Regions from separate parts of the Mus musculus genome. Here regions 1, 2, 3, 4 and 5 are each linked to region 6. A link is a loop called in an ENCODE intact Hi-C map of the cell type or tissue named here. Cell type or tissue: heart. All regions are shown on one strand.

Region 1 (5,000 bases), 87 kb after region 6:
GAATATTATAATACTTTTTTACATAAGTCCATTCTATGATCCAGTGCCTTGAAAATAAGTTAAAATGTTAAGCCAAGCAAGCAGTGAGCAAGAAAACAAGATGTATTCAGAGAAAAATAAATTGCCTTGAACGACTTCCGGCTGAAGGACTCAGCTCTGAATTGGCGTTAATATTGCTTCCAGTCTCTGTGCCGGCGCTTCTAACATAAGGCTTCCTTCCCGTTGCTGATAAAGGCTTGTTCACTGTACCTAATACTCCAGTAGGCTTTGGCTGAGGAAAAAAAAAAAAAAAAAAAAAAAAGAAAGAGAAAAGAAAAGAAAAGAAAAGAAAAGAAAAGAAAAGAAAAGAAAAGAAAAACCACACACTTGTTATTTCACACCTAAGGGAAAGGAATATGAAAAATTTTAGAGAGCTAAGATGTGTTAAGTTGTTCTGTTGGAGTGTTATCTGAAGTGATAATTCTGGAAAAAACAAACAAACTATGGTTCTTTTAATAAAAGCAAAAGCAAATCCATTAACTTTACTTAAGGCAATACTGCTATCTCTTTTTTTATCTGTTATTTCTTAATTGAAACAAAATATACCTCCAAAACATAGAAATTAATGACACACTTAACTTAGTAGACTACTGAATATATACTTTTATATCACCTTACTTTTATGAAATACAATCTTCCTATCATTTTAGCCTTTCATATTAATCTCTTTATTCTCCTTCCCTGAGTCTCTCCATGTAGCCCTCGCTGACTCTGTAGACCAGACTGACAGAGATAAATCTACCTTCCTGAGTGCTGGGATTAAATTCATGAGTCACCAACGCCTGGCTTGTTTGTCATTCTCATCTACTTCTATTACTTATGAAAATCTGCCCTAGATGAATTTTAAATAAATTTGAGCTTCTCACTACTTTAAGATTAAGTGGCAATTCTGAACAGTGGTTAATTGCAGAAAAGATCTGAGAATACCAACACACAATGCATCCCCACAACCCTGGGGCAGAAAGCAGAAAGAACACACATTAAACAAAAACCCCAAGCAATTACGTATACAGTACCTTTCCTGTTAACAGAAGAACTCTTGTCTCTTCTGAAATATAGCTTTTGTCATTACAGAAGTCCTATTAAAAAAAAAAAGAACAAAGCCAAGCAAAGGGAGCAGTGTTATCATCTCAGTGTCTCCAGCTCGGCGCTGCACGGCCATGCACTCTGCTCACACACTGCTGAGACTAGACAAAGGCAGGAGGTGTGCTTTCCACTCCATGGTGCAACTTCTATACAGAGAACTGCACAGCCTTGGCAAGAACTTTCTGGAGACATGATATCCTTGACTTTTCACATTTTTAATTCATTAGTTTATTCGTTTTGAGACATGGTTTTTTTCTATAGCCCTGGCTGTCCTGGAATTGACTATGTAGATCAGATAGGCCTCAAACTCACTGTTGTGCCTTCAATGTGCTGGGAATAAAGGAATGGGCCTCCAAACCAGCAACACCTATTTTATTTTTATGTATATGAGTATTTTGCCTCCACCTGTGTTAAGTGCACCATGCGTTTATTGTGCCTGAGAAATCACTTAAATAAACTTCATTCCTAGTTTTTCATATTGTCCAAAGTACAATTACCACCCTCTAATATATTATAAAATCTACTTTTCAGCTGATAAAATCAACAATATTTATTCACTGACACCTTAAATTTATATTTTTCAGGCAGTCTCCTGAAAATCAGCTGTAGGATTTCAGATCCTTCTGCCACACCATGCCAGGCTTGTTCTAGGCACAGAATGTTTATTCATTAAACAATTTCATAATCCATTTCAATTATAGGAATTGGAAAACTGAGTGCCTGCCATTTTAAGTAACAATATTTTGAGATAAGTAGTGATGTGTGCTTATATTCCTAGTGCTGGGAGGCAGAGGCAGAGGCTCTCCTCTGTGAGGCTCCTGAGCTCCAATGACCGTGTGTCAAAAAGCAGATACTTATTCTTTATAACTTGGATATCTATGTAAAAGACAAACTCACCACAACTACAACAACAAACATTCCTTGACACTAGTGATACCAATTAGTTAATAAACAAGTTCATTCAACTGTGAATACTGATGTCTTGCTGAATTATGTCAAAAATCTAAGCTTTTAGGGGGTAGGAGTAAGAAGGAACCCTGGTGGACTTGGAACTAGATAGGTAGACTAGGCCAGTCTTCCTGACCCCAGTGTTGGGATTAAAGCTGTGCACCACCATACAAAACATCCGATGATTCTCCATTCTCCTCACTAAATACTCTGGGCATGACAAATAAAGTACAATAGTGTCACGAATATCCGCACCAATACCAATACACCACCACTTGGGAGGCTGAAGCAGTAAGATCACTCGCCATCAGGAGACAAGATCACCCTTGGCAATACAACAAGACCTAATCTAGGGAAAAACAGGTGGGCAGTAGGGTGCAGTGGACTGGTTTACTAATGTCATTTAAAAAATTATATAAACTACATTGTACACTTGCATGACAGCTTCCTTATTTAGCAAGGTATAAGAAAATGTATCTGCCCATAGTTGTTGAGTTAGAGTCCTGAACAAGTGGCTTAAATGTACCAAGAGTTGAGCTATATTCTGTTTTTCTCTCTGTGCTTTGTTCTTGAGGATCTTGTTATGTATATTTAGCCTGAGCTCCTTAGTGAAAGCAAGGACTAAAAGTGTTTGCCACCATGCCCATTTTACAAAATAAAATAAAATAAAATAAACATTAAAAATTCTGAATGTCCAATTTTACTTACTTTGCTTTTTAAAATAACCTATGTAAGCCTGGTGCCCTAGTGTTTGACCTTACTAGATGAAAAGCAATATGTTAGAAAACAAGTAAGAAAGCGGCATATAATGAAAGAAAAACTGGGCAGACAAGATGGCTCAGTAGGTGGGGTTGTTTGTTAGAGGTCTTCATCTTGAGTCTGATTCCTGAAACCCACATGGGGGAAGGAGGGCTGACTCAAATTGTTCATTAACTAACATTTATTTAATAGATTCAAGTGAGAACTACAAATACCCTAACATCATTTCTTCCCTTCCATCTGCCCACCCACCCATCCTCTGGCCTCTGAGTGCTGCCACCCCACTGTGCAGCACAGCACAGCACGCCTGGCCTGAGAGCACTGCACAAAGGAGCTCAGGCTCAAGCTTCTTGCCCAGCACATACAAGGTCCAGGGTGTAATTGGCAGAACACACAAACACAATTACAAACAAACAAACACCACAAGTAGTATTTATTTTTTAATAAAAAAAGGATAAATTTTAAAATCTAATATGCAGAATTAACATCAGAACAATAACAGAAAGTTAACCTGTCTTCCATTCCTCAATAAGTTTAGAGGCTTTTTTTTTTTTTTTTACTCTGACCTTAAAACTATCCAATATTCGTCACCAGTACTAACTGAAATTTAAATCACTTTTACTATGACAGAGAAATTATGTGAGGGAAATTACCTTTTCAGGCTGTGTAAAGAACTTCATTGGGAGGACTGGGTCCTTTGGTGAGTCTGCATTGCACAAAGCACTTTTACTATTTATAACACACAGAGCCACGTCACAAACCGTATAAAGTTTCTAAAGAGTGAGAAAAAAAATTACACAGCAATCAAAGTTCCAATCCCATCACAGGCATAATCTGAAGTTGTAAAATGCAAATGAATGCTTGTCTGTTAACATTCCATCTCTGCTCAGCATTCTTAGATTCCCAGTCAAAGTAAACTAAAAGTATCCATTTTCGCTCCCTAGAAAGAAGTTTCTACCACAAAGTGCCATATGTTTTATCAGTATTTGTCTTCCTGTCTTTTTTTTTTTTTTTTTTTGGTTTTTCGAGACAGTCTTTATAGCTCTGGCCGTCCTGGAGCTCACTTTGTAGACCAGGCTGGCCTCGAACTCAGAAATCGGCCTGCCTCTGCCTCCCCAGTGCTGGGATTAAAGGCGTGCGCCACCATGCCTGGCTGTCTTCCTGTCTTAACTCCTAATGCCTTTCTAGAATGTTAAAAGTTTTCCAAAAAATGAAATTTTGCCAGTATAGGCATTAGAAAGAGATTCAAAATCAGGGATGGAGATAAGGCTTAACAGCACTTGTTTCTTCAGTAGATATTGTGAGTTTAGTTACCTACACCAACATGGTAACTCACAACCAGCCATAATTCCATTTCCAGGGTATCCAGCCCCTCTACTGACCTCTATGGGCACCAGGCACACACTTGGCACACATTCACACATGCAAACCACTCATAGACACACACACATACAAAAACAAAACAACAACAACAAACCCTGAAAAAAATTAAGTTGCATGAATATATTCTAATAAACACTGTAATTTAAACTATGATATACTTGTGGAGGAAAAGCGCGGGTTGGTGTATTCCCTATGTATCCATTGCCTTACTTCATTTGTCTTGGATTCATCGGGAGACTGGGCGTCTCTGGTTAGCTTGATATTCTCTGCCATCTTTTTCATGAATGCATGGCTGTTGTTTTCATTCTTTGTCATTAAGACTTCAAGCATAAACCACAGGCACCTAAGTAGAAAATACATTAAAAAGGATAAATGAAGATGATTTTTTTTTCTCAATGGATTAAGTCTTCAATGAAAAGTTTGGCTGTCAGCATAAAGGAATATCAAAACAGTAATATACAATTTTATTAATGGTATCAATTTTAAGTATTTTTTTTAAAGATATGGTCTCTTGTAACACAAGCTGGCTCATTGTGTAGTTCGAACTCATCTTTCACTGAGTGTTAGGATTACAGGTATACTATATCTGGCTCAAGAGGAAAAAGTCAAAAAATATTTAAAATAAAGCTGCTTGGTTTTTGTCCAGTTCCCAGAATGATTTACATATAAGAGCACCTGCTTTTCACCTCTGGAAGGGTAGAATGAATTTGGTAAAATTATGTGAGGGCCTAGGCAGAAAGCCTTAAGTTTCTTCTCACAAGCCAGGCATGATGGTACACACCTAA
Region 2 (5,000 bases), 99 kb before region 6:
TACACACACCCAATTTCTGTCTCTCACTAAGGTTTCAGTCTGCAGCCAAGGCTGGTCAGGAACTCATGGTGATCCTTCTGCCTCAGCCTCCTGGGAACTGATTATAGGCATGAGCCACACACTCAGCTACTTGAGTTGGGTCTTCATTTTGGGTTGGTACCCTGGGCCTTGCTAGTTTTCTTATAAAGTACAGTGTATACAAGGCAATTACTTAAGGAGACAGATACACAGTGCATAGCAAATAAAGTTACTTGGAAGTTTCAAAAAAAAAAAAAAATCCTCAGGAAGCTTTAACATGAGCCAGGCAGTGGTGGCGCACACCTTTAATCCCAGCAAGTGGGAGGTAGAGGCAGGAGGATTTCTGAGTTCCAGGCCAGCCTGGTCTATGGAGTGAGTTCCAGGACATCCAGGGATACAAAGAGAAACCCTGTCTCGAAGAAAAAAAAAAAAAAAAAAACCAAACTTTAACATGAAGCTTGATACAATGTTATCAATACAGTTTCTATGATACATGTTTTCTAATTCTGTTTTTTGTTTGTTTGTTTTCTTCCTAATTTTCGCGTTTTGTTTTGTGATATGCAGGCCAAGGCAAGGGTGGAGGTCAGAGGACCACTTTTGGGGGTCCAGACTTTCTTTTCACTGTGGGTGCTGGGGATTGACTGAAGGCTTGTGTGGCAAGTGTTTTTACCAGTAAGCTCATCTCACCATATTCTACTTCTCCTTCTGTATACCCTCTGGCCCTCACTGTGTTGACTGAAAAGTGGGCTTGTTTGCCTATTGAATAGGTCATTCTGAAATGAGTCTTCACCTCAAATATTCCGGGAACCACGACATACCACACCATCCTGAAAATACTGTTCATGTAAAGTGTCATAAATTCAGATAAGCATTTCAACCTACAGGATGTCACTACCAGCCGACAAATGTCCTATACTGCACTCTGAATAGAATAGCATCCATCTGCCACCCCTTCACAGCTACTGAAGAACTAAGCAGCAGACATGATAAGACAGCTGGATACACCAACCTCAGTCATTTCCTGGAAGCACACTTACAAAGATGCCTGATTCAAAAAAAAAAGATTGTGAAAGACTTAATTTTATGTCTAACGAGAATGATCCACAGCTGTGGAAATTTGAGAAATGATAGAGCATGCCTAGTGGCTAGAGATTTTATGGCAGAGAAAGCAATACAGAGATGAAAGAAGGGGGCAGGGGACGGGATGTATTTTCCAAACCAGGGTTGTGTAGCATTCAGCTCAGACTAGCTCAGTACTCAAAAAGCACAGCTCACAAGCAGAAACACTCAGCTCTTTCAAGTCCAGAACCCCTCAGAAGAAACAGACCAGACTACTGTTCTCCATTTCTTAGGGGATTTGAAAAAAAAAAAAAAAAAAAAAAACCAGACTGGCCTTTGAGGTGAGTGGATGAACAGTTAGTCCTCTGTGTGCCCCACGTATGCACTCTCTCCCAGCCAGCCCCTCCTCTCTTTCTCAACCAACCCTATTCAATTACGCGTAGTACGTGAAGATTTTTAAGATCTCACAAAAACATGGTCTCTGAAGCCCCCAAGAAAGGCCTTCCCTGACATTAAGTATAACGTCCGAGCGTATGTGTCCAGAGGCCAATAATGAACTGCGTGAGCCACACACACCCCCAGGATAGTATAGGATAAATGCCTTAGGGATGCATCTTTAAGGGGCTTTGCTTTCTACATTTAGGGGCTACCAGAGGAGAGCAGCAGCCTCCCAGGTGAGCAGACTCTAATCCCCAACAAAGCTTAGGACTGTGAAGCGTCCATTAGGCCCCACGGAGAGGACCCTTTCCTTCGGGGGCGGGGGGGGGGAGGGCGTTTGGCTTTCTGAAGCGGCGGGAAAATCTCGTTGGTTTCAAATCGGAAAATGGAAAGAACTGGCTTGAAGACGCGCGAGTTGCGAAATTAAAAGCTCGGCTCGGCTGACCTCCTGCAAGCGCACGACGTGATTCTCGCCGGGCCCGAAAAAGGGGACCAGGATGGTGCAGTAGAGAGCCCCGCCGCGAACGGGGAGCGGACCCGGGACCGCGCGCGCACCTGGGCCGCGAGGAGGGGGCATCCCGAAAGGATCGGTGCTTACCCACTTCCAAAGCAGGGACACAGCGGCCGTGCAGATCCCGTTCTCTCGGACAGCGCCTTCCTCCCAAGCCGCAGGCTCTACCCACCGCTCCGCCCGCCGCTCCCCGAGTCCCCGGCCCGCGGCCGTATTTAAATACTTCTGCCGGGGAAGGCGGAGGCTTCATTCCCCTGCAGCCAAGCCTCCCGGGACTCTGGACCCGGCCACCGCCCCGCGCTGCCCCGCCTCCCTCCGCTCCAGGCCCCCCGGGCAGGCCTCTATTTCCTTCTGGACCCAGAGCGGCAGAGGGGGCGGGATCCGAACTGTATGACCACGCCCCTTGAGGAGCAGGGCGAATCAGCTCCAGCTAAGTCACGGGCTCCGCCCTCGCCCGCAGCGAGCGGCGCTGGGCGTGGCTGCGTGCGCCGCTGGTCCCGCTAGGCTGACTAGCTGCAGGGAGGGGCGTCGTGGTCCCTGTTGGTCATCCTTGTCTGTGCTCCTTCCCCGCTCTGGGTCCCTGGAATCTGGCATGAGGAAGGTTCGCGCGTGCCAAGTGAACCACCCGTGATCATAGGGCCTGGGAGGGGAGAGCGAGCCCACAGAAAAAGGTCTTCCGGCTTTCTGACTCTTCCCCTTATCCTGGAGCCCGAGCTCCGTTCTCGGCCCCTGGACTCTGATGGAGGGCCTCCCCTGCTCTCCTAAGCTCTTCAAGCCCCTGAGTCCGCCGCGCCCTTCAGACAGTTGCCCAGAGTTTAGTCACGTCCCATCCGGATGGCGCCGGGTCTGGGAAGGAGATACCTCAGGTCAAAACGATGCTGAGTTCCATAATGACTGAACCAGTGTCTCCGGGTTGGTCCTTGGCCAGAGAACCCGGGCGCCCACGCCTGGAGGGCGTATTTTCCAGGAAAACTTTCCAGCCAAATTCTAAAAGGGAGGTTGTCTGTATGATGCATAGCAAGGCGTATGCAACGTAGATATGTGTGGGTGTTAATTTGCGTGTGTGTGTGTGTGTGTGTGTGTGTGTGTGTGTGTGTGTGTGTGTGTGTGTGTTACTAGAGATTGAACTCTAAGCACTCTACCACCGAACTGTCCCCAGTCCTTACAAATGCATAGAAAGTAAAACTGTCCCCTGGAGAAAGGGCTAAGATGTTTACTCCCCAGGACCCATATCAGAGGACTCAACACTGCCTAAAACTCCTGCTCCAGGAGACCACGCTCTATCTACCAGCACGAACATACACAGACATCTGTATGCATAAACTTTTTTTAAAAGGCAAAATTATTTAGCCTGCCCACGGGAGTTTTTTGAGACATGGTCTCTGTGTAGAGGTGGCAGATCTGGAACTCAGTATATAGTTCAGACTGGCCTTTTACTTGCAATGATCCCCTTACTTGACCCCTCTGCCCTCCCTCCCCCAGGGATCATGATTACCGCCACGCCCACTTTTAATGTGAAGGTTTGTTCTGTTTCTTTTGCTGCTAGAGATCAACTTAAGCCTAAAAATCAAAAAGGAGAAAAGGCCAGGCACAAATACCTCATTGGTGGTGATATGTTCTGAGAAATGTGTTCGGCACATTTGTTCTGCCACGTCATCATGTACTTACTCAAACTTCGCTGGGAACATCAGTACTCGGTATAATCCGGGACCACCCTATATGAAGTCAGCCCTTCGTGAAATGATGTTATGAAGTGCTTGACTGTACCTCATGGGGGAAAGTAATTAGGAAATGTTGGAAGCACATTCAAACGCCGTAGGTCTGAGGAGGAGGCCCAGTGGGTAAAGCGGTTGCTATGTAAGCATAGAGGTCTATGTTCAGGTCCCTCGGGTGCAAGTGAAAAGCCAAGTGCTGAGACTGGAAATATAGCTGCTCAGTAGTTAATAATGAAGACTGCTCTTCAGATCCCAGCACCTGCCTCAAGGAGGCTCACAACCACCCCAGACCCGGAGACCCACAGAGACACGAGGCATACTTTGATGTTGTTTTTGTTTTTCGAGACAGGGTTTCTCTGTGTAGCCCTGGCTGTCCTGAAACTCACTTTGTAGACCAGGCTGGCCTCGAACTCAGAAATCCGCCTGCCTCTGCCTCCCAAGTGCTGGGATTAAAGACTTGCGCCACCATGCCTGGCTCCAATACTGATTTTACAAACCTGGCAGCAGTTGCCTTAAAAAAAAAAAAAAAAGTTTCTTTTCAAAGTATGCCTGTAATTCCAGCTCCAAGGGATTCAAGGCACCTGGTCCTTGAGGGCACTTGTACTCATGTCCACATACACATATAAGATACATACATCCGTACATATGTATTTGGGGTGGGTTATGCTATTCTCTCCCTCACAGTACACTGAGACATATTATTTCTGTCCCCTAGGCACATAACCTGTAGGTAAACAGTTATAGAATGCTTTCAAATACCAAGATGGTGAGGATTTGGGCTGTTTGTGTTTATCTCTTTATAAACAAGTGTCCTTTAGTTACTGACAGGGTGGCTTAATGTATAGGGCTTTGGTTTGTTTTGGAGTTTTTAGGCAGTAATTGTGTGTGTGCATGTGTATGTCCATGTGTGTACTCTGGTATATGGCATGGCAGAGGGCAGTTAGTGGTCAGCTACATGAATTCCAAGCATTTTCAAGCTGTTACTCATAGGATGTTAGGTCCACCACACAGATGGGCAAGGAATGGCTATTTAGAAGGCTAAAGATAGCCCAAGATAAACTGTAATTAGGCTCTTGACCTGCAATATTCCAATCTCCCCAGACCACTGATGTTCTAATCAACCAACTTTTGCAAAAATAGCTTCTTTCCAGGAATTCTCCTTCACATTGCCTCCATCTGTTCTGTGTGTTGATCTCCCACATGCAATTTCAGTTTGTAAATGATTGATCTGTTTGTTTGTGGATTTTTTTTGGTTTTGT
Region 3 (5,000 bases), 130 kb before region 6:
CAGACTTCCGAGGTGATCTGAGAGCAGTGGAGAAGGTGGCTCTGTCTGGATTAGATGTGTATGCACACAATGTGGAGACTGTCCCCGAGTTACAGAGGTGACTGCCCGTCAGTGGGTCCCAGTGCTGTGACCTCCCACCTCACAGCTGCTCCTTCCTGTCCCCGCTTCTTCTGCTCCTTTCATTCAGTTCTTGCTTCACAAATTAGTAGAAAATCAGGAATGCTGCCAAGAGTGAGTGGCCAAGGGCTAGAGAGATTGCTCAGGAACTAAGAGCACACGTGCTTGTGCAGAGTTCCGGGCATCTCTGAAGGCAGCATCACTGCACGTGCATTGAATTGTGTTTTTCCCCCACAGAATACTTATGAAATGGAAAATGATATAACAGAAAAATCACTGTGTTAAATCTTCTAAAAAGTAGACAGGGTAGCTGTCGGTGACACTGCCCTATTATCCCAGAGCTTAGAAGACTGAGGCAGGAGATCAAAAGTTTGGGAACCAGCCTGGGCTATATATACCTTTTCTTTAAAAAAAAGCCCAGAGTGATACTGTACGCCTTTAATCCCAGCACACAGGAGGCAGAAGCAGGTGGGTTTCTTGAGTTTAAGGCCAGCCTATCCTACAATTCAAGGCCAGACAGCTACATACATGCCTGTCTCAAAACAAACCCCAAAACAATCACCCCCCCCACATACATGCACACAAAACACTAGTATGCTCTAGTCTTCCTATTAATCTTAGTTGTTAGGAATTATGAAGAACTGTTATTCTACATAAAGAGTATATTCAGATTTCAGAAAAATTAAGAGTATTTTAGCTGCAGACAGATTAATATTTTCCTTTAACTTTATTGTGGATTTGGCTGTGATTTAATTAGCTACTCTTCACTGTTCTGTGTCTCAAATCTACAAGAAGTTACAGTGAATGGTACCAAGCACATTACTCCTGGATTGTAAGCATTCCAGAGCACAGCGTTAATCCAGAGGAGAAATATTTTGTCAGAAATGATTCTGGGCTGACTAAAGGACTCAGTGGGTGAGCTGTGTGTTGGTGAGCCAGATGACATGAGTTCAATCCCTGGAGCCCACGTGGTGGAAGAGAACTAATTTCAGCAAAGCTGTCCTTGGTGTCCACAGGTACCATTGTGAGTGTTTGCACACATGCACGCGCGCATACACACACACACACACACACACACACACACACACACACACACACACACGGTATCTTGCTAAGTGCACCCCGCTGCCATCCTAGCCCAGCACACATGTACACCCATGTACAAGTCATGAGGTTGAGGGGAGAGGGTTGCAAGTTCAAGGCCAACAACATGGATAGCATTACTGTCTCAGAAAGTATCAGTTTTCTATACTGTCAGTTTTATAACATTTTTAAATTGCTGTGTTTTAACTTGCATTTGTATGTGTGAATGTGTGCATGTGTGCAAGGACACAGACATCTATGTACAAGTCAAAGACAGCTTATTGGTTGTTGGCTTTTTCCTTGTATATGGGTGTGTTGCCTGTGTATTGTGCACATGCAGAGCCTCTGGAAGCCAGAGGCCAGAGGATGATGTCAGTCCCCTGGGACTAGTTGTTAGCCCCTTGTGGTACTGGAACTTGAACCTGAATCCTCTGGAATAGCAGCCAGTTTTCTGAACTACTGACCCATCTCTTCAAACCTCTGCCTTTTATTTAAATTAAAACAAACAAACAAAAATCCAGCACACAAGGCTGCATTAGAATTCAGCCAAGTGCTGATCTTACCTGAGTTTCTGCCAGCCCGTTGCCTTTCTTCTCATTTAAGCCATAGTGCTTTGGCCACTGTTGAAGGGTAGCACCCAGCCTGTTCCAACCCTGTGGCCATATCGCCAGCAGTGGGTGCCAGTCTCCCTGGTTTCACTTAGAAACCTTATCCAGCCAGTGAAAATCCCAGAATGCTTTTCCTCTGAGCCTGCAGTGCTATTACTTGCCAGTAGAGGGCAGGCCAACCTGCAGGAAAGACATGCTCATAAAAGTTTCAAAGTGGATGTTCCCTCCTTGGAGGTTTGTCTTGTCTTCTGCCAGGTTTCTTTTCTTGCTAGAGGTCATTATAATTTTGAGTTTCAGAATTCTAATTTCTCAATGTATAAACCAAGTGATTTTTTTTTTTCTTTTCGAGACAGGGTTTCTCTGTATAGCCCTGGCTGTCCTGGAACTCACTTTGTAGACCAGGCTGGCCTGGAACTCAGACATTCTCCTGTCTCTGCCTCCCAAGTGCTGGGATTAAAGGCGTGCGCCACCACGCCCGGCAACCAAGTGATTTCTAGTCTGGTTTTCGCTGTCTCAAGACTTGGGAGGCCTAAAGAGTTGACAGACCCAGGAAGCCCGGGGAAGAGCGGTTTTCTTTTCCATGTTAATAAACTTTGTGCACAGATGTACCACTAACACATATGCTCAGTGAACCGTATACTCTAGAGCAGTGGCTCTCAACCTCCCTAATGCTGAGACCCTTTAATACAGTCCCTCGTGTTGTGGGGACCACTGGCTATACTATAGTCTTTGTGGCTGTCACACAGTGTGGTTTTGCTACTGTTATGAATAGTCATGTAAACACTGGCGTTTCTGATGGTCTGAGGCACCCTGTGAAAGGCTAAGCAGCTTCTTCTAGAATGTGCTTTCTGAGCTTCCAGCTGCTTGCACAACAGTGCAGTTGGTTGAACTTGTTTTGTCACTGAGAGCCACCCTGTTTTCCAGGAAAGTTCGTGATCCCCGGGCCAATTTTGACCAGTCTCTTCGTGTACTGAGACATGCCAAGGAGGTCCAGCCTGATGTTGTTTCCAAAACATCGATAATGCTGGGCCTTGGTGAGACAGACGAGCAAGTCTATGCCACACTGAAAGGTAAAGAAGCTGAAAACAAAACCCTCCCCATTTCCCTGAGTGGTAGCAGGAGCTCCATTCTAAAGAGACTGTTAGCTTATGCCTCCTCCATGGTCATCAGTGCCGATGGCCCTGAGAACAGAGCACCTGCTGCAGGTGCAGGCCAGTAGGAGCACCGCTGCCTGCATGTCCACCTGCTGCAGGTGCAGGCGGTGGGAGCACCCTTGCCTCCATGTTCAGAACCAGAAAGGACATGGGCACAAACGGCAATATGTGCGGGAAGGGAGCCTTCCTAGGTCATGGAATGTGTGCATTTAGCCCTCTTCATCTTCACCTGTTCAGTGAAAACAGGATTTCATCCGCTCTTCTCTTTCTGCCTCCAGATGGTTTGAGAGGCAGTTAGGTACCAGGCATTGGTGGGTAAGGAAGATGCTGAAGCCATGGCTATAGCTTAGAGGTAGGCACTTGCCTACCAAGTACAACCAACAGAGAAGGACTCTGGTATGCCAGAGGCTAAGCCACACTCTGAGAACACATCCTGCTCACCGAGGAAAGTCCTAGTACAGCATGTTTGGCTCAGATAAATGCTTTTGCCCCAGAACCGTAGTTCCTTTGCCTTTTCTTTCCATTCAGGTAGAGTTGGAGTTGTTAAGAAAACACTTTAGGGCTCATGAGATGGCTCAGCTGTTAAGGCTAGGCTCACGCCGGGCGTGGTGGCGCACACCTTTAATCCCAGCACTCGAGAGGCAGAGGCAGGCGGATTTCTGAGTTCGAGGCCAGCCTGGTCTACAAAGTGAGTTCCAGGACAGCCAGGGCTACACAGAGTAACCCTGTCTCGAAAAACCAAAACAAATAAACAAAAAGAATCCCCCACCCCCTGGAAAAAAGGCTAGGCTCACAGCCAAGAAAATAAGAGTTCAGTTCCTAGCAACCATGGCTGTCTCTCCAGCCATCAATAAAAAAGAAAAGAAAAAGAAAAAGAAAAAAATATTTGAATGAAGGCTTAAGTATGGGGATTAAGAGAGACAGTAAAGGATTGTCAGGCTTGGCCGTGGCTTCTCAAGAGTCCTCTCCCTTCGCCTTTTATGCCTAACAGACTTCCTGCTCCAAATCCTCTCCTCCTATTTTAGCTTTTATTTGATACCATTAAATGCACTTATCTGTTTTTTTTTTCCCCCCTCTGAACCTCTTGCGCCACCAGGTCCAGCCTTATATTTTCCCTGTCTCCCAGTTTCACACTCCTGTGGTAATCATTGCTGTGTTTCCAATTCTCATTGGAATCCATGGCTCGATGTTTTTGAATGAATGGGTTTCTCCCATCTTGTATTGCCTATAACTGTGACAACCCACAGCATGCAAGTCCCCCTTACAGTACACCTGTAATTGTAACTGAACGCCTGCTAAGTGGAAGCTTTGCTTTTTCCCCTTTCAGCTCTCCGTGCGGCCGACGTGGACTGTTTAACTCTAGGGCAGTACATGCAGCCAACGAAGCGCCACCTTAAGGTACAAATGTCTGAGTTGCCAAATATTTTCTTAGTAATTTGAAGTAAGTCTTTATTGTCCACAGGTAGAAATTAGAAACCATTAGCTTTGTAGGATAATGTCTGTGTGTTTGTAGAAGTTTCCGTCTTATTGCTGCATAGAGCAGCAACGCTGGTACTTACTGTTACACAAACTGTCCGAGAGTTGAGAGGTGGGAGATAGTACTTCCTGCATTTGGTGGTCCTGTGACTTGGTTACAGTTGCCTGAGAGACAAAGCTGACTTAAGAGAAGGAAGGCAGTTTTCTGTTTCTATGATGGAGCGTTTATTTACTGGAGACTATTGTGTGGAGTAGTATCGTGTGCTGTAGTGAGCTCGGGCTGTGGTTCCGTGGTAGAGCCTAGCATGTGTGAGGCCCAGGGTCAACCCCTATACTGCCAAACAAAGAAAAGTAAAATATGCCAGGATTAGTGCTAAACATAACATACAAGCTGAGTTGGTCTCTCCTCAGGCAACTTATACGAGGTCTTGGAGTGACATTAACGTGCTTGCAGACTGAGGTCAGGTCCCAGAACACACTTTTTCCCCCTTAAGTCAGGAATGGTGGAGTATGCTTATACTCCCAGCACAGGGGAGACGAAAACAGGTAGATTCCTGGGGCT
Region 4 (5,000 bases), 230 kb after region 6:
ATGAATGTGATAAACAATCCATTTATTCCAATGCTGTCTCCTCCTTTGAAAGATGTGTTGTACTTTTCCTATTGGCTTAGAATGTGAGCCAATAAGGAAAGAGGAGTCCTTGGAAGTATTCATAAAGCAAGCCTGGCATTGTGCACACTGGTAAAGATGGCTTTGTTCTTTACATCTGTGAGAATTTTATGGGTTTGATACTTTTCTTTTGACATAGTAAGCAAAAGTAATTCAGATTGGGTGGTGCTGTCCCTTGAAATATATTTTCTAATGTTTAAGAATTCCCCCCTTTTATTATTTGGACTTAAGATGTGATAAATCCTTAACAGATGTTCAAAAGAAATTCAAGAACTTAAATACAAGTTTTTATTATCACGTTGAACATATTTCAGATGAACAAAATTAATATAAATTTGCTAGGTTTGTTTGAAGTCTATAATTACTAAGTTTCTTTCATTTCAAAAGTGGCATATATTACAGTTATTAGGCTCCTAATAGCTGCTTAGAAACAGATTAATGTTAGGTTCTCAGCAGTAGCTACTTACGCTCGGGATTGTAGACTATTAAATTTCTTTTGTTTACCATATTTAGAATAAGCCTTAATAAAGATGTTTGTATAGTATATATTTTTAAACACTGAAACTCAAGAGATCTCTAAAAAGACAAAGAAAATAAAAAACACATCCATTCATATTCTTTTCTGTGTGGGAGATTTCATTAGAACATTTATTTGCTTAAGTACACTAGTTTCTTTGCTTAAATACACCAGTTTCTAGAAAAAACCCCACTAGACCATTTGCTCATTGAGTGTGAGAATGTTCAAGCCAGATCTAAAGGGATTTTTTTCACTTGTATTCTTTCCAAATCTACATTCAGTTTAAATAATTGCCATAACAATTGACAGATAATCTGTCTCTCTGATGTGGATGAATATCAAGAGGTTATTTTACTACGGGGGGGGGGGGCAGTGAAAAATACAAAGTAATTGCAAAGAGAGAGGAAAGTCCAGGAGAAAACAGACACAAAAACAAAAAGAACAAAACTAAAAACTCCGAAACGACCAGTAGCATCATTAATCAGAAGGCTAGAGAGAGACACACACTTTTGTACTCTGATCGTTTCATGTCAGGACAGAACAAATTAAGCAAGGAAGTCAGAGTCCAACAAGGAAAAACATGGAGCGGGCTTAGGGGACGGGCTAATCATCCAGGATCGTTAACAGGGAAAGGGAACACTGTTGCTTTTTCTTGGCACCTGAAAACTCCAGCTCCACACTGGCAAAGGCCGCAGCTCTTTTGGGCTCAGGCCAGCGGGTTCCGACCGCACGTTGGCGGCGCGGGCTGGATCCCGGCAGCCTCCGTCCCGGTTGCTGGGGCCGCGGGGCCCTTTGTTCCCGCGGGGCGCCGCCGCCCGTCCGCCCCGAGTGAGCGGGCCCCCGTGGGGGACAGCGCGGGGCCCATCGCCTCGCCCCGCCGACCTCGCAGCTGCAGTCCCGCCCGCCCCAGCTCCTAGTTCCTCCCTCGCTGCCCAGGGCCAGAACGACCTTGTTTTGCTTTTCGGGCTCGGGAGAGAGGTGAGGGTTAGACCCGGCCGCGGCTCACCGGGGCGCTTACACGGGCAGCAGTAGGGGGGGTCCCAGCGCCTGCCTTTCCCCGGAGCCCTCGGGGGACAGCGGCGGGCCGCAAGCTTCCGGGAGAGCCTCGGGGGGCCCCGCGGGTCCCGGGCTGCGCCTCCCGCCAGGCCCGGGACTCACTTCTCGTAACGGAGCCAGCGAGGCGCCAGCACCGGTGGGCTCGGGTCTCCGGGCCGGCGCCGTGGCGGGCGCGGGCCGACGCATCCTGGAGAGCCCGGGGTGGGTGGGTGGGGGGTGTGCGGAGCAGCAGAGGTCGCGGCCCCGGGGCGGGGGCGGAGATCCACCTGGCTACGTGGCAGCCATTGCGGCGGCCGCGAGACCCCTCCCCACGCGGCCGCCCACCCGCCCTCTCGCGGCGGGCTCCTGCGCGGCTGCTCTTCCCCGGTCGGACGGAGAGCGGCAGTGTGTCCTCGCTCCGCACGCTCGCTGCGTCTCCCCCACCCCCGCCCCGCGGACACAGCTGCTCGCCAGCCCCGCGCCGCGCCGCGCCGCGCCGGAGAGCGTAGTGGCTGGCGGCGGCGGGAAAGGGTTGCGGACCCGCGGCGCTTACTCGACGACACGGCCCGGGGGCTTCGACGCCCCGCTCCCGCAGCAGGTAAAGGCGGAGGTTGGCGAGGCGGGCGGCGGGACTCGGGGAGGAAAAGAGCGGGAGGGGATCCCGGGAGCGCGGAGTCCCAGAGGAGGAGGGCCCGAGGCGGGCGGCGAGCGAGAGACGCGGCAACCCCGGGCAGGCACGGGCCGGGCGGGCGGGCGGGCGGAAGGGGAGTGAGGCGTCGCGGGAGGCGGGCCCTGGCGCGGGGCCCGAGGCCGAGCGAAGGCGGGCGCCGCGGCAGCTTCCCCGGCAGCTCCTCCAGCGCCTGGCGGGCCTCCAGGCCCCGACACACCCCTCCCGCCCCCGGATTCTCCGGGTGCCTTCCCGCCCCGACTTGACCTCGCGCCCCTGCGAGCGCCCCGCCGTTTTCCCAGGCCGAGCCTTGTGGGAACTTGGGCCGCCTGCCCGGGCTGGTAGTGCCCGTAGAGCTGTTTATTTACTCACTTCCAAACCACACGCACGCACGCTCGCTCGCAAGCTCACTCCACACCGGCAGGCTGGCCTCCCTCCGGGCGGGTGCGCCCGCGACCCTCACCCCTTCCCATCCGTAACTTTCCCTCTCGCTCTCCGAAAACCGGGCTTCGAGAGACGGAGTCAGACCGCGGGGCAGTTTATCCCGCTCGCGCTTTTGGTTACAACACTTTCTTTATTCCTGCCCCAAAAAGAGAGCGGGAAGAATTTTTTTTTTAACTCGATGCCAGCCAGATCGGAGGCAGGGCCCGCTGGCTTTAGGGAATCCTTCCGCACATGTCTTTAGGAGTGGGAGGTGGCCTTGCTGTACCGACAGGTTTGTACACACTCTTGCCATGCAGTGGTTGTAACGTCTCCATAGCACAGGTCTGGCTTGCGAAGGATTGGCTGCTTTTTCTACTCGGTGTCTCCGAGCCAATCAAGAAGCGCGGCTTGCCTGGAGACTGGTTAACTCAGAAAAGGTGGGGATTGGTTGAGCCTCCGAGGGGGGGAAAAAAAATCCCGGAGATAACCTGGCCTTTCAGAAAACAATGACTGATTTGCAGCTGCCTCTCCGCCCCCAGTTAATTTATTTCTTTTTAATACAGTACCCTTCGATAGCACCATTCGCCTTTTCTTTCCTTAAAAAAAAAAATCACTTCTACGGTTGGCCTTCAAATTAGCTCTCAGATGCAACTCGTTCGAACTCCAGTGGTTCAGTTTTCACAAAAATAATTTTTACGAAACATAACAATGCGTTTTTGTGTGTTGATAAGTGTGGTTCAGTTTTCTTTCAGCCGATTTTTGTTTTGTTTTGTTTTGGTTAAAGGTCAGTCAATTTTCAGTTACTATGCCAACGTATTATTTAAATGTTCTGCGGAGATGGGGGTGTGTGTGTGCTACATGGTGGAGGTATTGGGAAGAATTAGAAAGAAATGGCTGCTGCTCTTCTGCAGAGAGACAGCGATTTAGTTAATGAGGAAAACAAACCAAAACAGCAGCAGCAGCAGCAACAACAAACTCAACCTGGAAAGCAGTAACAGACCCCTGTTTCCTGCAGATCAGTGTACTGTACTCTCAGAGCTTTCTGTTCACCTGTTGGCTTTAGTCGCTGTCAAGTGGCAGTACTGAACGTAATAGGAAAACCGGCTTAAGTCATGGTAAAGGCATTTATCTTATACACAATTAGAGGCTAACTCCTATCAACGTAGGTGTGTTTTAAAAAAGAAATTTTTCTTTTAAAATGCCATGATTTAATCCTGTTTCTCTGAGTCTTTTGATATGCAGAGGAAACTTTTTTATTTTTATTTTTTATTTTTTTGAGGTATGTTCTCCATATATATTCCTGGTTGGCCTCAACTCAAATATCCACCTGCTCCTGCTTCTCAAGTGTTTTAAAGGTATGATTAACTATACCCAGCAGAACCGTTTACTTTTTATTTATTTATTTATTTTTGGTTTTTCGAGACAGGGTTTCTCTATGTAGCCCTGCTCTCCTAGAACTCACTCTGTAGACCAGGCTGGCCTCGAACTCAGAAATCCCCCAGCCTCTGCCTCCCGAGTGCTGGGATTAAAGGCGTGCGCCATCATGCCCGGCAGAACTGTTTATTAATCAGCTAGAATTTTAGAAAGTAAGTGCCTGCCTATCTTCTCGGCCTTCCCTTTAGCTTTTCCTATGTAGAATCATGTAAGTTTGAGGCAGAGCCAACTGTCAGGCTGAGCAGTGAGTCTCAACATATATCTCTTAAGTTCCCTTTAGAGTAGTTTATGTAGGAGTTGAGATTGAAGTTTTCTTATACTCCCCCTTGCAGATTAATACATTATTTTTATTCATCTTTATGGTAATCAAATCACACACTTACTGATGCCCAGCCTGTCTTAAGGACTTAGCATTCCTTGTGTTTAATCTGCCTCACTCTGAAATTTGCGCTCACTGTTTCACCTTTGCTTTACAGATAAAAAATATTCAAATTGCTAAAAGTCACCCAAGCGAAGTATACATGAGGGTTCAGGGAAACCTATACTTTTTTTTTTTTTTTTTTTAAAGCTTGCTTTAATTTTTTTTAAAGATTTATTTATTTATTTATTTATTATATGCAAGTACACTGTAGCTGTCCTCAGACACTCCAGAAGAGGGAGTCAGATCTCATTACGGATGGTTGTGAGCCACCATGTGGTTGCTGGGATTTGAACTCCTGACCTTTGGAAGAGCAGTCGGGTGCTTTTACCCACTGAGCCATCTCACCAGCCCGAAACCTATACTTTTATGATACAAATTTACCTCCCCGCCCCCTCTCTTTATGTATGTGAGCACACTGTTGCTGT
Region 5 (5,000 bases), 420 kb after region 6:
CAAGTAAGCTGACCCAGGCGAATGTTACTGTTTCGAGAATTGAACCAGGTTTCTCTGAGTCTCTTAACCACGGTTTTTAGCATCACTTTTTAGAGGGCTTTCGTTTTGCTTACCAGCCTACAGATTTCACGATGGGCAAACAGCATGGTTTATATTGAGGCTCAATTATAGGGGTATATGTCCCCTCGGGTCCCTCTCTTGATTGTTCCTTCAAGGAAACAGCACGCATCCCAACCCTTCTTAGTCCTGAGAGTTCCTGTCCTGCAGAGGGCAGCAGAGGGCCCGAGCAGTGACGTCATCAGCATCAGCGCTGACTTTTCACGGAACTCCCCACTACTGCTTTTATGGGCTCACAGGAAGAGATGCCCCACCCCTGCCCTGTGGTGTGGACGTGCTACAACTCTACACACCTGCTTCCTGCAGCTGCTGTAACTCTGGAAACTTCACAGCGGTAGAAAGATTATGGTGGAAAACAGCAACCCCCCCCCCAACCCCCCAAAAGTCAGCATCAGAGTCTGGGGAAGTGCATTCTGGGAAAAAGGAACTTAAATTTGAATTGACAGGAAATGACGTGTCTGCTACAAGACCAACAGGGCTTTCTCATTCATTTATTAAGCAATTGTTTTCCTTGAAGCAGTATTTTTTTTTCACATACACAGTACACGTATAAGTAGGAAAGTGAAATTTAAGATTTTTTTAAAAATTAATTTACCCTTAGGCGAAATGTGAGGAGAAGCCTCACATTCTATTTAGCTAAAATAGCAACATGTGCACATTGAACCTTAAATGAATGAGACATCATAAAAGGCTGAGAGAAGATACCACCTATCATAATTGTAGAAATAATGGTATAAAATTAGTTTTTAAAGTGCTACCATCAAGGGTTGAAAAATCATGCCAGTGATCTGTCACCTTGGAGTTTGTTCTTATGCTCTTCCCTCTGTCTGCGTGTCCCCTCATAACTGCTAAGAGTTTCTATGAGCGCACTTTGAGAGGAGGGCCTGGGACTCAATCCTGAGAAACCCAACATCAAAAGATCATAAAGACCCAGAAGAGACAGGGAAAAAAAAAAAAAAAAAAAAAAAAAAAAAAAAAAAACAGAAGAGACTTTACTGCCATGGAAACCCAGAGAAACCGCTATGCAAGGATAGTTTCTGTCAGGTTCTCTTTGTAGGCTTATGAAGCCCTAGCAAGTATTCTATGGCCAGGACCAGTGGTTCACTTTGGGAACAGCGATTTTGAAAGCATGAAGAGACACTGGCTCCGGCAAACTGGAGAAGAAACAGAAGGAACACTGCTGTTACCATTTCCCAAGAGCCCTTGCAAGGAAGGGTTGTCTTAGTTACTTTTCTATTGCTGTGAAAAGACACCATGACCAAGGCAACTTCTAGAAGAAAGCATTTAACTGGGCCTCATGATTCCAGAAGGTGGTAGATCTAGTTCATGACCATCATGGCGGGGAGCGTGGCAGCAGGCATGGTATCAGAGCAGCAGCTGAGAACTCACATCTTGATCCACATACACAAGGAAGACAGAGATAGACACTGGGAATGGTGTGAGTCTTTTGAAACCTCAAAGTCCCCCCCTCCGGTGACACTTCTCCAACACAGTTCTACTAACTGGGGACAAAGTGTTCAAGCCTATGGAGAAGAGTCTCATCCGAACAACCACAAGGCTGTTGACTGAGGAAGGGCTTGCTTACAGGATGGATGCAGAAAGTGCCAGGTCAGGGAGACAGTGTTAGGTGAGCTGCTGCGTCTTGTAGAGGCTGGATGAGAGTGTGAGAGAAATGATGGCGAGCCTACTTGTCATCACACTTGGGGTCAGCACAACTACCCCAGCACGTGTGTTCGGCCCTTTGCAGAAGCATGTCATACATTTTACCAGGCAGATGTTTCACTTAGTATTTCCCCACCCTAGAGCTGGAAACAGAATGACTCAGTGGGTAAAGGCATTAACTGGACAAGCCTGGAGACTGAGTTCAATCCCCGGAGCCCACTGTTGTGTGAGTTTCCTCCACGTGTCCGACACACACATATAAGTTTACTCACGGTACAGAGGGGAACCATGAGAGACGACCGAGTAACATCCAGTGAAACCATGAGTTTTTACCGAGGTTGTTCACAGGAGTGTGGGTGAGGGGTTTCTTAAGGAAGAGAGATGACTCGAAAAGGCAGCAGAGCACTGGAGATTCCATCCCAGCAAGGTCGGCGACCCATAAAGGCGGCGAGCCTGGACACTGCACAGCCTGCAGACAGCATGACAGGCCTGAGAAACCCCTCTGGAGCTTGGTTGGATGCTCAGCGTCTTCTACCCCAGCAGTTGCTTACTGCTTTTATAAACCTGGGAAGGAGCCTTCCAGAGCCTTCCAAGTTTCTATTCTACCAGACATGTTGAAGGATTCTTTCAGTCTCCAGAGTCTCCTTAGTCTTCCTCTCTCTTCTGAAGAGATTATTTCAATTCAGAGGCATCTGCTAAGCCACACTGACCTAAAAGTGGACATACATACATACATACATACATACCACACACACACCATACATACACACACACCATACATACACACACACCATACATACACACACCATATATATATACCACACACATACACCATACACACATAAAATACACACACACACACACACACTACATTTAAATCCCACCTTAAAGAAGTGGGTGAGATACAGTCAGTCCTCCAAAGCAGGGAACACTAATTGTTCCTCTGCTGCTCTTCTGGAACATTCTGTTCTGGTCTAACAAAATCGTGCTTTTGTAGACATTGATCTGGCTGAGGAGCAGGAAAGAGAAAGCACGAATGTTCTAGAAAACATTGATTAGGACAAATAGACTCCAGTCTATTTCTTTGCTTAAATCAATTGAGAGATTTTATTGATGTAAACATTTGACTATTAGCCAGAAATCCTAGATAAATGGATGGCTTGCTATAGACATACTATTTCAAGCGACTAGGTGGCAGGTTTTATTTTATTTTATTTTATTTTATTTATTTTATTTTTTTAGGCTGTTTCTTAGGTCTTAGGCTTAATAGCGATTTCCCTTATGAGATCTGCAGGGAGTGTACAGCGACATCTGGTGGCTGGCAAGGTGAAGTACCTTGGCTCTGTTAGAATACCATGAATTTGAATTACTTCTCAAATTTGGTTTGTTTTGGTTTGTTTGTTTGTCATCTCTTCCGATTCTTTTAATAGTATCTCCATTCTATATTTAAAACAAATAGGCTTTGAATCTTTTAGATTACTCCTAGACTGTCTGAACTTTTTAAAAAAGACAGTTCTTTAGGTGAATTGGGTGAACTAACCAGGTTTATATTGAACTAACTAAATCTTATCAGGGTCAGGATCGGGGGAGGGGAGACAAGAGAGGCATTTGCCTGAAGTAAAAATCTAAGGAGTGCAAAAGAGGGAGAATTTCAGTAATGAGTAAAGATGATGATGTGGATGAAGACTGATGGCGACATCTGCTCAGGGGTCTGCTTGTACCCCCAGCTGGCCTGGAATGTTCTATATTGAACAGAGTAGCCAGCAACGCTCAGCAGCCTCTCAGCCTCTGCCTCCCAAGTGCTGGGATTACAAGTGTTCCACCGTACATAGCTCTGCATATAATTTTAGAGTCATTTCTCTCCCTCTCATTCCCCCTTCTTTTCAAGATAGGAACTCATTTCATTACCCACGATGGTCTGGAATTTGTGTCCTCAATTAATCCTCCTGCCTCAGCATCCCATGTAGCCTGGCGAGCAAAGGGAAGCGCAGACCTGGGACCCCGTTCCCAACTCTGGGTGGTACGCCAGCTGCCCCGGGTACACAGGAGACGGAACCACAGCAATCGCCCCAGGCTCCGCTGTTTCCCACTCCAGGAAAACACAGACTGAGGGCCCCCATTACAGACTCTGTTTTGTCTCCTCTGAGCTCTCTGCTGGCGCTCCCTGCACCCCAGCGAGGCAGACGTGCAGCCTGGCAAGACTCCGTGACTGTGGCAACTCTTATAAAGGGAAACATTTATTTGGGGCTGACTTACATAATGACAATGGACAAAACTTCTGACAGACATGGTGAAATAGCTGAGTGGCCTACATCAGGACCTGTAGGCAGTGAGGGGCCTAGTCTCTCTCTCTCTCTCTCTCTCTCTCTCTCTCTCTCTCTCTCTCTCTCTCAAGATTTACTTATTTATAATTATGTATACCGCATTCTGCCTGCATGTATGCCTGCAGGCCAGAAGGGGGCACCAGATCTCATTATAGATGGCTCTGAGCCACCATGTGGGTGCTGGGAATTGAACTCAGGACCTCTAGGAAGACCAGACAGTGCTCTTAACCCTGGTTTAGGCTTTTGAAATCTCAAAGCCACGCCCTCTTCCAATACTTCCCCCAACAAGACCACACCCACCCCAACAAGGACACACCTCCCAATCCTTCTAAGCAGTGCTGCTCCCCAGTGACTAAGCATTCAAATAGATGAGTCTGAAGGGGCCATTTTCATTCACACCACCACATTAGAGAATATGCAGTTAAGAGAGTGATTGGGAGCTAGTCACAAAATAACAGGGGAGTTTGGTTTGCCTACTGCTCCCTTGTGTTTCCTTATTTTTCCCCCCATGGATTAACGCCTGTGGAGCAGACTGGTCCTCAGAACAAGCAGGAGGGTCTCCTCCAGCCTTATCAATTACCCAACATTTGCACTGTCCTCAGGGAGGTGATAATAGAAAGCAACAGAGAACTATCATACAATTGTGACCACACAGTCTGCTGTGAAAAGAGGAAGTAGAACCAGTGGGTGAGAAAGGATTGGATCTGCAAGGGCTCCTGCAGCCTGATGAGGCGACTGGAAGGCTCCCAGGGTGGAGAGCCTCTCCGCCCACAGGGAGGAGAGACCCCAGACTGTGAAGGAAAACCAGAGGAACTCACCCTGCACAACACTATTCCCTTAGGGGACTTTAGGGGAACATCGTGTATCTTCTGGCAAAGCATGGACATCAGATACTGC
Region 6 (5,000 bases):
GGCAGCTTGCCACTTCAGCCGTCTCACCTCAGGCTGTTTGGTGAGCCTTGCGGTTTCTTCAGGATTGACTACAGCTGCTGGTTCGTGCCTGGTGTCTGCCTGCTGAGAGGACTGGACTGCAGCTGCTGAGTCACGTTAGGTGTTTGCTATGGGACTGGATTGCTACTAAAGAAGATTGAGCTCGCCCCCAAATAACTAGTGGTTAACAGGTCCACTTCCCCCACACCTCCCACGACCACTGCTGGGGTGGGGGCTAGAGAGGTGCACCTTTACTAAAAGTCGGTTGCAAAAAAATTTATGCCTAGATTATCCAGTTTCTATTATAGCTCGGACACGAAGCATAATCCCTGAAAACATTTATATTTTGAAGACCCAAGTAGTGGATCAAATCATTGAGTGGGATCATCAGGGCTCTGAGTTAATCAATATATTGACCCAATGATGGGTTTATAATTTCATGGCATTATGGATGAATTGATAGACATTTTTGAAGGTGGCGCTAGAGGAAGTAGTTTACCAGCTCTAGAGGCTGGTGAGACCATTCAGCGGGTAAAGTTGCTTGTTGCTGTAGAAATACCAAATATGAGTCCTTTTTCTAGTCAATATTATACAACTTGTGTTTACAACTAGGAATTCATGTGTTTTTATCCCCTTCCTGACTTTTTACACAAAGGTCCAAGGCTTGCAGTATTGCAGGAACTTGATGGCCCAGGGTAGTGACCCCTTTCATTCTTTTCCTTTGCACCAAGTCCTTTCATTCTAATTAAGACTGTGAATCGGGACCCCAGCCAGCCAATGGGGAAGAGACACAGGCTCTACCAAATGCACTTCCTATCTCAATGTGTTGATGCTTCTGAGGACATCTTATTGGTAAAGGGTAAAGTTTGCCTTTTTCAGACTCTTCAGTTTGAATAGTGGGCTCTTTTGTCCACCCCTGAACTTATTTCTAACACTGCTAAGCCTGATGACCCTGTCACTCATATGGTAAAAGTAGAGAATTGACTCCCCAATTCTTTCTTTGGGAATAATTAAAAAAAAATTTTTTTTTTGAGTGAAGGACTTGATATTATTGGGGTCACCTTCTGTGGTCTGCCCTTACTCCTAGAACCTGGGAGGCAGAGACAGGTGAACTCTCTTGAGTTCAAGGCCAGACTGCCTGGTCTAGAGAGTGAGTTTCAGGACAGCCAAACCAAACACAGAAAAACCCTTTCTCAAAAAACCAAAAAAATCCCCTAAAACTCAAAACTAAAACCAACCAACTAACCAACCAAAAAAGAGGTGTGTGTTTAATGCAAGCACTCAGAAGGCAGAGGCAGGAGAATCTTTTTTGAGGCCAGCCCGTCGGCTGTTGAGCTCTGGGCCTGTCAAAGCTACATTGAGACTCTGTTTCAAAAACAAAAAGAAAAGAAAAACCTCAAGACAGACAAGCTATACATTTCAGCATCTATCAGGAGGAGATAAGGAGGGCGGGGAGCCATTTAAGGTGACATCGAGGTCATGGAGAATAAGCACCCACACAGTGGCAAGCCTTACAGAAAGAGTAAGGAAGCCCAAAGTGCTGGGAGAAAGAGCACAGGTGTTAAGGAGACGCATACTTAGCAGACAGAAAGAAGAAAAGCAATACTTGGAAAAGTGGGGAAACTGAGAAGCACAGCTGCCACTCAGCTCCTACTGTGCAAGGGGTGGGGCTTCTGGGACGGAAAAGTACAGCATCTCATTAGAGAACTAATTATTCCGCCTATCTCTAGTGGGGCTTAAGGTGGTCCCTTAGCCAAAGCTACTGAACCAGCCTAGCTGGAATGTCAGGTCTCCACCCAGACTACAGATTTCATTCTCTGACCATAAGTTTTTCTCTAGGCTACGTCAAACTCCCCTGACCTAGCTTGCCAAGTAGCTGGGGTTAAGGGAGTAAGTCACCTCACCCAGTTGAGAATTACTAATTTACAGATAAGTTGCAAAGAGAGCAGAGATTTAAATAGGCTCTTTACACACCTGTTAATGCGAACATTGAAAATTGTGGTGCTTTGCCAAGACCAAGACATAAAAATTGTTATACTACTACTCAGGAAGCTATTCAGATATCACTAGTTACATTCTTTTGGTTCTCTAGAATGTTAATAGAATAAATTTGAAAAGTGGGATTGTAGTTAAACAATTACTTGCATTTAAAAAATTCACAAGCCTTGGCCTGGTGTGGAGGAGTCTGTCTGTAGTCTGAGCATTGGGGAAGCCGAGTCGGAAAAGGTTTTAGTTTGTGGCCAGCCTAGGTTGTATAACAAGAGCACATAAACACACACAGAGCATACACACATACAGCTTGGCTGAGCTCTAGGTCAGTCACAGTTCACATACTTGGCTTGCACAGGCCCTGGGTTCAACCTTCAGCAGAGAAAAATATTATCGAGTCTCTTTCTCTCCAAGAACTCACCCGACCTTTATAACTAGTTCCCCCTGTCTGAGTATCCTTATGTCTCCTGAGGTTAGGCAGAGTGGGATAGAAAGTGTTTAGGTTGTATTGGCACAAATACCTACAACATTTCTAGATTTATATTATGGCAAAAATCCTTTGTAGTGTTCAGTATATAGTAGAACCCCCTCTTATCACCACTAGGGGGCTCTGCTAGAAGATCTTTTATAATTTGTCAGTATACTCAGGGAAAGGTTTTGAGTGTTTCAGAAATTTTGAACTGGGGCTGGAGAGATGGCTCAGCGGTTAAGAGCACTGACTGCTCTTCTGAAGGTCCTGAGTTCAAATCCCAACAACCACATGGTGGCTCACACCCATCTGTAACAAGATCTGATGCCTTCTTATGGACGTCTGAAGATAGCTACATAGCTACAGTGCACTTACATATAATATAAATATAAAAAGAAAAAAAAAAAGAAAAATTGAACTCTTAGAAGTTTAAACAACCTCCTTATCTCACAGATGAGGGAAACATGATTCTCGAACTGATGGTCCTCCTGCTTCTGACTCCCAATCTAGGATTACAAGCTTGTACCACCACACTCAGCTAGCATTAGTCTTAAAATGGAATACGGAACTGATCGATTAGGTGAATACATGAAACATATTCCTACAATAACACCTTCATAATTTCAAAATGTTATTTTCTTTCTTTTTTTTTTATTTTTACTTTTTTGGTTTTTCCAGACAGGGTTTTTCTGCATAGCCCTGGCTGTCCTGGAACTCACTCTGAGACCAGGCTGGCCTCGAACTCAGAAATCCGCCTGCCTCTGCCTCCTGAGTGCTGGGATTAAAGGCGTGCGCCACCATGCCCGGCGCTCAAAATGTTATTTTCAAAGTACCTCTCAGCACCCACACCATATTGTTTTAAACTCTACTAACCACTTTCAAATAGCCTCTCCACGTTATTGCTCAATTAAATAATTTTACTCGTTTCTCTTTTCTCCACTCAACTATATTCACTCAATACAAGCGCCAAACACCTTTGTAAGTTTAAAGCTCTTTCGGCCTTCTATTTCTTCAACTGTCACTATAATAAATACAGTTCTTCACATGCTTAATCCAGTCATTCCCACAGCGTGGCCGCTGAAAAACGGGCAGCAGGGAGCTTGCTAGGAATGCCAATTCTTAGGTCCATCCACACTCTAGAGATAGGTGCTAACAATCTTAACCAGCTCTCCAGGGATTCCGAGGCACTTTCAAGTTTGAAAAACACCTTAGTTCTGCAGTTCAGCATTGATTATCTAAACAGGGCAAAGATGTAACTTCTGGCTTTTAAACCCATCACAGGCCTCTTTCTGGCAACACCTGTATCAATTACAAGCCGTGGGACACAACCATTACACAACCTTAAACATCTGTAATACCTGAGATGACCGAATAATAGTTGCCTTATCATGGTTCCAGAACAAAAGCTACGGCAGTGGATTTCCCGGGGGTTTACCAACGGACGCTGGGCAGGACCCAGTTCCTGCATAGCTTTTTCCTCCGCTAGACACAGGGAGGCACTTCGAGCCCGTGGGTTCTGGGTCTGGCCGAGTTAGAGCGGGGCTCGGCCCGGCTAGGGCCGGGGACACCCGCCAGGCCGGGCTCCCACCTCGGGTCCCAGCCTAGGGACTGGAGGTCTCTCTGTAAAGGAGGCCGAGGGGCAGGGGAGGACCCGGCAGGCCCAGACCCCGCGGACAGGCCGCGAAGCCGCACCCTCCTGGCCCCAGCCGCCGGCAGGGCGGAGCCACGCGGCCGAAGCCCCGGCTGAGACGCGCGGCGCGGCGCGGCGCGGGCTCGCTGCTGGAGACGTATGGGGCTCCCACTGGAGCGGCTGCGCCGCCCGGTCGGGTCAGCGTGGTGCGCATGCGCGGACCCGGCGCCATTTTGGTGGCCGGGCGCGGAGGTGATTCTACAGTGAGGAGGAACGCGACGGCGAGGGTGGCAGTGGCAGCGTTCGTGTGCTCGGGTCTGAATCGCTGAGGGAGGAGGCGGCGGCGGAGGAAGAGGTGGCAGCGGTGGCGGTGGTCGTAGCGGTGGCGGAGGAGGCGGGTACGAATCAGCTGCGGGCAGAGACATGGCCAACATCGCGGTGCAGCGAATCAAGCGGGAGTTCAAGGAGGTGCTGAAGAGCGAGGAGGTCAGGAACGAGCTACCGGACGCCCCCATCTCAGCCCCGGGCGGCAGGGCCCCTTCCTTCCGCGACCCCCGGCGGGCCCTGGCCGGCTTCGCTGCGGCCGCCTCTCTGCCTCTGGGGAAGCGGCGGCCTCCCCTCCTCCTCCCGCCGCCTTTCCCTCCCCTCCCCGGGCCCTGGGAGAGGCGGTCTCGCGGGCGGCTGGCCGGCCGGCCGGCCTGGGGAGGAACGGGGTTTGGAGGGCCGATGCCGAAGCACTCGTCGGGGGCACGTGAGCTCTAGAGGGAGCCCCGAGGCGGTGGCGGCAACATCTGGAAGTGTGACTAGGCGGTGGGGAAGAAGGAGCAGGCCGAGAAAACCCGGGAAGTGGGTTGGGGGAAGGGGAAAGGTAGTAACTGGATCCCCCGGCCGCAG

What was found. Hi-C counts contacts between places; a loop is a spot of excess contacts. Peaks named below come from ENCODE experiments on the same cell type or tissue, not always from the same donor. Only the 100,000 strongest peaks of a DNase experiment are listed, where the experiment ranks them.
Region 1: it touches region 6 in a loop (1.9-fold over the local background); 4 of 42 quality-filtered maps call a loop at or near these places.
Region 2: it touches region 6 in a loop (2.5-fold over the local background); 5 of 42 quality-filtered maps call a loop at or near these places.
Region 3: a loop joins it to region 6, with 3.0 times the contacts of the local background. A loop is called at or near these places in 12 of 42 quality-filtered maps.
Region 4: a loop joins it to region 6, with 2.6 times the contacts of the local background. A loop is called at or near these places in 5 of 42 quality-filtered maps.
Region 5: a loop joins it to region 6, with 2.8 times the contacts of the local background. A loop is called at or near these places in 2 of 42 quality-filtered maps.

The regions. Positions count from the first base shown.
Region 1 is chr5:65,619,495-65,624,494 of GRCm38, forward strand. Pds5a (PDS5 cohesin associated factor A) reads right to left here. Exons shown (of 33, transcript NM_001081321.3): 27 at 4,426-4,558; 28 at 3,486-3,605; 29 at 1,056-1,118; 30 at 126-271. Among named protein-coding and RNA genes, the nearest start is that of Pds5a, 76 kb to the right of the region's middle. In heart, no CTCF peak of the experiment used is centred here; no DNase peak of the experiment used is centred here.
Region 2 is chr5:65,433,511-65,438,510 of GRCm38, forward strand. Ugdh (UDP-glucose dehydrogenase) reads right to left here and starts at 2,332. Exons shown (of 12, transcript NM_009466.2): 1 at 2,114-2,332. In heart, a CTCF peak has its summit at 2,470; a DNase peak (open chromatin) is centred at 2,441; H3K4me3 peaks cover 2,791 bases; H3K27ac peaks cover 2,653 bases.
Region 3 is chr5:65,399,879-65,404,878 of GRCm38, forward strand. Lias (lipoic acid synthetase) reads left to right here. Exons shown (of 11, transcript NM_024471.5): 7 at 1-97; 8 at 2,733-2,878; 9 at 4,290-4,360. Among named protein-coding and RNA genes, the nearest start is that of Lias, 11 kb to the left of the region's middle. In heart, a CTCF peak has its summit at 1,959 (motif pointing right); a DNase peak (open chromatin) is centred at 1,983.
Region 4 is chr5:65,762,018-65,767,017 of GRCm38, forward strand. N4bp2 (NEDD4 binding protein 2) reads left to right here and starts at 1,504. Exons shown (of 20, transcript NM_001024917.1): 1 at 1,504-1,573. In heart, a CTCF peak has its summit at 2,003; DNase peaks (open chromatin) are centred at 1,604, 2,484 and 3,094; H3K4me3 peaks cover 3,960 bases; H3K27ac peaks cover 3,689 bases.
Region 5 is chr5:65,955,708-65,960,707 of GRCm38, forward strand. It overlaps a transcript of Chrna9 not described here. Among named protein-coding and RNA genes, the nearest start is that of 4930480C01Rik, 6.9 kb to the left of the region's middle. In heart, CTCF peaks have their summits at 266 (motif pointing right) and 3,101 (motif pointing left); a DNase peak (open chromatin) is centred at 304; H3K4me3 peaks cover 616 bases; H3K27ac peaks cover 466 bases.
Region 6 is chr5:65,532,955-65,537,954 of GRCm38, forward strand. It overlaps Ube2k (ubiquitin-conjugating enzyme E2K), which reads left to right and starts at 4,291. Exons shown (of 7, transcript NM_016786.4): 1 at 4,291-4,592. The coding sequence starts at 4,530. It also overlaps a transcript of Smim14 not described here. In heart, CTCF peaks have their summits at 2,603 (motif pointing right), 2,805 and 3,974; DNase peaks (open chromatin) are centred at 4,237 and 4,847; H3K4me3 peaks cover 1,693 bases; H3K27ac peaks cover 1,656 bases.